Regions from separate parts of the Mus musculus genome. Here region 2 is linked to region 1. Evidence: chromatin loops called from intact Hi-C (ENCODE). Cell type or tissue: heart. All regions are shown on one strand.

Evidence for each region. Hi-C counts contacts between places; a loop is a spot of excess contacts. Peaks named below come from ENCODE experiments on the same cell type or tissue, not always from the same donor. Only the 100,000 strongest peaks of a DNase experiment are listed, where the experiment ranks them.
Region 2: a loop joins it to region 1, with 7 times the contacts of the local background. A loop is called at or near these places in 13 of 42 quality-filtered maps.

Annotation. Positions count from the first base shown.
Region 1 is chr2:75,602,302-75,604,801 of GRCm38, forward strand. The region is part of intron 2 of Gm50595; the gene reads right to left. Among named protein-coding and RNA genes, the nearest start is that of Gm39853, 9.8 kb to the right of the region's middle. In heart, a CTCF peak has its summit at 1,034 (motif pointing left); no DNase peak of the experiment used is centred here; H3K4me3 peaks cover 725 bases; H3K27ac peaks cover 509 bases.
Region 2 is chr2:75,882,316-75,884,815 of GRCm38, forward strand. All of the region lies in intron 11 of Agps (alkylglycerone phosphate synthase), which reads left to right. Among named protein-coding and RNA genes, the nearest start is that of Gm34861, 51 kb to the left of the region's middle. In heart, a CTCF peak has its summit at 1,410 (motif pointing right); no DNase peak of the experiment used is centred here.

The DNA of each region.
Region 1 (2,500 bases):
GCCTGTCTGTGGACATCAAAATGGTTTACAAAGCAAAGAGTAGTTCAGACATCCTAAATTATCTTAAAGGAGGACAAAGCTACAGATCCATGGACCGGGAGCACAATATAAAAGCCCACCGGGCTTTAAATGTTCTCAACTGGAGCTGGAGAGATGGCTCAACAGTTAAGAGCACTGACCGCTCTTCCAAAGGTCCTGAGTTCAAATCCCAGTAACCACGTGGTGGCTCACAACTATCCATAATGAGATCTGATGCCCTCTTCTGGTGTGTCTGAAGACAGCTACAGTGTACTTACATATAATAAAACAAATCTTTTTTAAAAATGTTCTCAACTTTAAAATCTAAAACTGAAGTCTGACTCAGAAAACAGATTGCAGGACAGCCTCTCCTCACTTTCACCATCCCAAAAATGTCATCAAGTGATCCACTTGAATTTCTCTGTTGAGTGTGGGAGCTGAGGCTGGAGACACAGCCACTAAGAGCAATCACTACTCTCGCAGAGGACCAGGTTCAGTTTCTGACACCCAGGTGGTAGCTCACAAACATCCCTAACTCCAGTTTCAAGGTCCTGACCTCGGACACCAGACATGAACATAATAAAAACACATACATGCAGTCAAACGCTTATAAAATAAAAATCTAAAGAAAAAGAAAATATAAACTCGTTTTAAGCTGTGACTAGAGGTGACAGACAGCTACAAGATCGCATAAGGATTTTAGATGATTGCAATAAAGGCTCTCTTTTGCCTGTAGTACAAGACAAAAGAGAGAGATTCTTGCTGTCAAGTTCTTTCCTGTCACCCATTCACCCCCAACATCCTAGCACACCTCTAGTACTTAAATAAAAATGGACCCTATGTGACTTAAAACTGACGTTTAGTGAATGGTGATTGTCTGTGTTCTGCAATCTTTGTTACACATGTACACAGATTGTAAACATCTATGTTCTAATTGTAAGACCCCAACTATCATAATTATTCCAATCTAGTTTGAGAAACTGCAGGCCGTAAAACAGTATGCGCTCCCCCTGCTGTTCGTCTGAGAAACTTAACTAACATTTCCGGTTCCCCGGGCTGGATGCCCTGATTCCAATGATGGTTCGTAAACAAAGGCTAAAGAAAACAGAAATTAAAATCCCATAGCGTTAATAAAGTAGTGGGCAGACGAGGAAGAGGAGAAAGGAGGTTGCCAATGGCATGTCATGCGGGGAAGCACACTGCGTTCGCGGATGGTCTAGGTTAGCCCAGAATTAGGACGTTTCCCAGGTCGGCTATGGGGACATCGGCCTGGAGCTGTCACCTCTCTTGGCCTGAACCTGGCAGGGCGCACTGAGCAGAGGATTTGGAGAAACCGTAATGACATTGAACAGGAGGCTAGCTTAACATCTTGTCCAAGTGCCATCCCGAGCCTCCTCCGGATGGCTGTGTGGAGCGCTGTAGGCTAATGAGGGGGACCATCTGCAGCGCTTGGCTGGCATCTGCGCCCCCTCATCCTGCACCAATGCCTCCTAAAGGGATGCTCTACGGAGGGCTCCCAGCTCCCAACGCGGGGGGGGGGGGGGGGGAGAGCAGTGCAGCTTCGCAGTCGTGGCATCTGGAAGCCAAGCAAATATTTAACTCTGTTTCTGAATTTTAGTAGGCCTCACTGTCTGCAGACGAGCATGTCAGGGAGAAGGCGCAAGTCTGTTTATTTGTAAGTTTCTCTTTATGTCGTCACATTCAAGGCCTTGAATAAGAATGTTTATTTCTTTTATAAAAATTTTATAGACCATCTCACATGCAAGGATTGGAGCTGAGTGAACCGGTTATTTGCTGGCATCATTGTGTCAAACTCACAGACGGATCTCTAAAGAGGTTTTCTTTTTTAAATCAGAAAATTACTCAGACACATTTGCATCCTTTTAAATGTGTTCATTTGGAATATACAGTTAATTTCTGATCGCACGATTTCGGAAAGAAGAAATAACACTGCAATGATAAATCTTAAAATCTTTATGAGCAAATTTCAGATTATGATAGGATGCTATTTTGTAGCATTTGCTTGGCAGCATATGGGGAACTATATACGGATTATAGTAGGCATCAAAATATTTTAAAGCAACCACTAAACAGTCTTAAAGATATGCCTAATGATAAACTGAGCAGTTAAAATAAGGATGACACACTACAAAACTAATGTCAACTATCCTCCACTTTTATTTCAATTTATAATCTGTCATTAATACAGCCTTGTTAAAATCAATTATCTTTTTCCAAAAATACAATGATACTTCCTTTCAAGTATGATTTGAAACCGATTCAATTATGTAAGATTAGCTTCCATCTTAAGAGGTAAAAGGTGAAGAGAGAGAGAGAGAGAGAGAGAGAGAGAGAGAGCTAGCTATTTAAAAATGTCCTTACACATCAAAGCTTAAAAGATTAAATACCAAAAAGAAGTCACAGCACTTTGCCCACCAGCATTTGGTGAAAATGAGGAATTTTCTATATAAACTATTCAGAT
Region 2 (2,500 bases), 280 kb after region 1:
ATACTTGCCTGTTTTTGTAGCTCTTATAAGCAGAGGGAAATATTTACCAAATAATACATACTTCATGCTTAAAAATCAGAAATATTTGTCTTTAAGAAGAAATATCTGGTTTATAATATAGATCCCTAGTTATATATATGCATGTCATTTCCAGGATGACCAGTGAGTACTACCAATAGCTTTAAATATATGATTTCACCTATATTAACTCTGACATAGTTAGAGGAGGAACCTGTCTATATTTAAACTTTGCATTTCTAGAAACTTTCATTCAACACATATCTTTCATCCACCTTGAACTTTTCATTAATCTATCATTGGCCTTGTGTAGGAGCACTGTAATCTTAATGAAATAAGTAATGTGCAAATTCAATAGAGAAGTTCTCAGTTTCTTGGTAATTAATGATACAACATATCTTAACTTCACTGAGTTTAATTTTGCATAGCATTGTCAATGGGCTGAATATTGGAACATTTGTTTCTGATAAACATGGAGACCTTTTATTTTATTTTTTTGCTTTTTTAATTAATTAATTAATTACCATTCTAAATGCTGTCCCCTGCAACCACTCCTACCCTCAGAGGCCCTTTCCCCATTTCCCCTTTTCTCCCCCTGGATATCTTGATAGGCTTATTTAGGAATTTGAGCAAGATGTTTGGCTTACCCTTTGAAGAAACAAACCATTTCAATTCAAAGCTAACTCACTAGCTGTGGCAGCCCAGACAGAGGGCCATTCAGTGAGATTCCCTTTTAATTCATCTTTAAGAACTTAAAGTAGCAGCCGTCTCAGGGGGAATTAGAAGGTGCATTACTACTGAACTTTGGTAAATGCAGTCAAGTCAGAGACATCCCCACTCATGTGCCTGATCTCAGGTGGATGCTTTTCCCTAGCAAGGGGAGTGGGTTAGTGTAAGAAAAACATTTTCCATGAATCTTTTGAGGTATTTCTTAAATAATTGCCTTTTTAAATTTATAAAGTAGTTAGATTGAGATATCTGTTAAGTTAGCACAGAGAGTAATGCTAAATTTTACTTTTCGGGTTAAGGTTCAAGTAAATTCCTAGTTGTAATACTCTTAAAGGAAAGAAATTACTAGAAATTTGTCTTAGTCAAATCTATACTCATGTTTTGAGTTCAGTGTTTTTATTTATTTATTCATCAAGACAAAATGATAGATGGTTTTAAATTAGTGCTCAGCAGTTATTTTTATACCTTTTGGTGTTATTTACTGACTGTATGGCATAGATAGGTGGTGCAAGTCAGATGTACGAGAAATCCTAGTAAGTGCACTTAATTATTTTCTTAACTTTAGTACTCAACTTTTGTTTGCATATTGTTAACATTTTTTGGATTTCTTAAATAGCCCATTAGTTTGTTGAAACATCCCCTCTTAGGTTACTTCTGACACCTACCAGCAGGGGTCACTGTAGTGCCAGGGCTCCTTGCTTGCCTGCCCTATAGTTTCAGTGTTGCTTACTGGATGGTTTGGTGTGACTTTGAACTCTTAACTGTTCTTAGAGAGTTTATAGTCTCTATCCTTGAAAGAGGATTGAGTCTGCTTTCAGCTCAACCTCCCAGTTAGTTTTGAAAGCAGTGGAAATAACCTGATTGGTGCAGGGTTTGATGTCTGCGTATAGGAGCTTCTCTTTGATTAGTTGCTGTGCTAACCTTTTTTTATTTTTATTTTTCTGAGACAGCCCTGGAACTCAATATGCAGACCAAGCAGGCCTCAAACTCATGGAGTTCTTTCTGTATGCCTCTGCCTCCTGAGTGCTGGGATTAAAGGCATGTGCCACCACTACCAGGCTGTGATAACTATCAATTATTTTAAATTCTGTTTATAAGTATATTTAGAATGATATGTAATAACTTACAAATTATCAGTTGCCAAAGTCCAGCATACTAACCTACACACTATTGTTTTTATTTGAATTCTTTGCTCATGAGAATTTACTCAAGATAGCAACTGAAAATGTATTTCTTGACTTTGGAAAAAAAAAATGAGTCCTTGACTTGAATTTGACAATTTCTAAAATTCAGTGTTAAAAGCTTGGTAGTATTTGCTTATGTAATTCAGCCACCAAGTTAAGATCACACAAAGTTTATATGAATATTGGTAGCTGCATGATTTAGCAAGTGCTCTCAACCTTCCTTACCTTTTCCCCCATTTAATTTTTTTTTATTTTGAAAAATTTATACATAGAACCTTGGAATAAATATTGTAGGGATCACCTGCATATTCACTTCATAGGTCTAATGTTTTCTGTTTGTTCCTTATGTACATGATTGTGGACTGTTGGTAATTAAGTTGCAGACACCATAGCACTTGACTCCTAAGTATTTCAGCAGTCATCTCCGAAAAAAATTAATAGGGAATAGCATTGTTTGTAACCACAATTATAGGAAATGATAATCAAGATTATGATTTCTAAGGAATTTTAGCAGTTTATTTCTAAACAATATTTTTATTTGCATATTTACGAAAGTTGCATTCTAATAA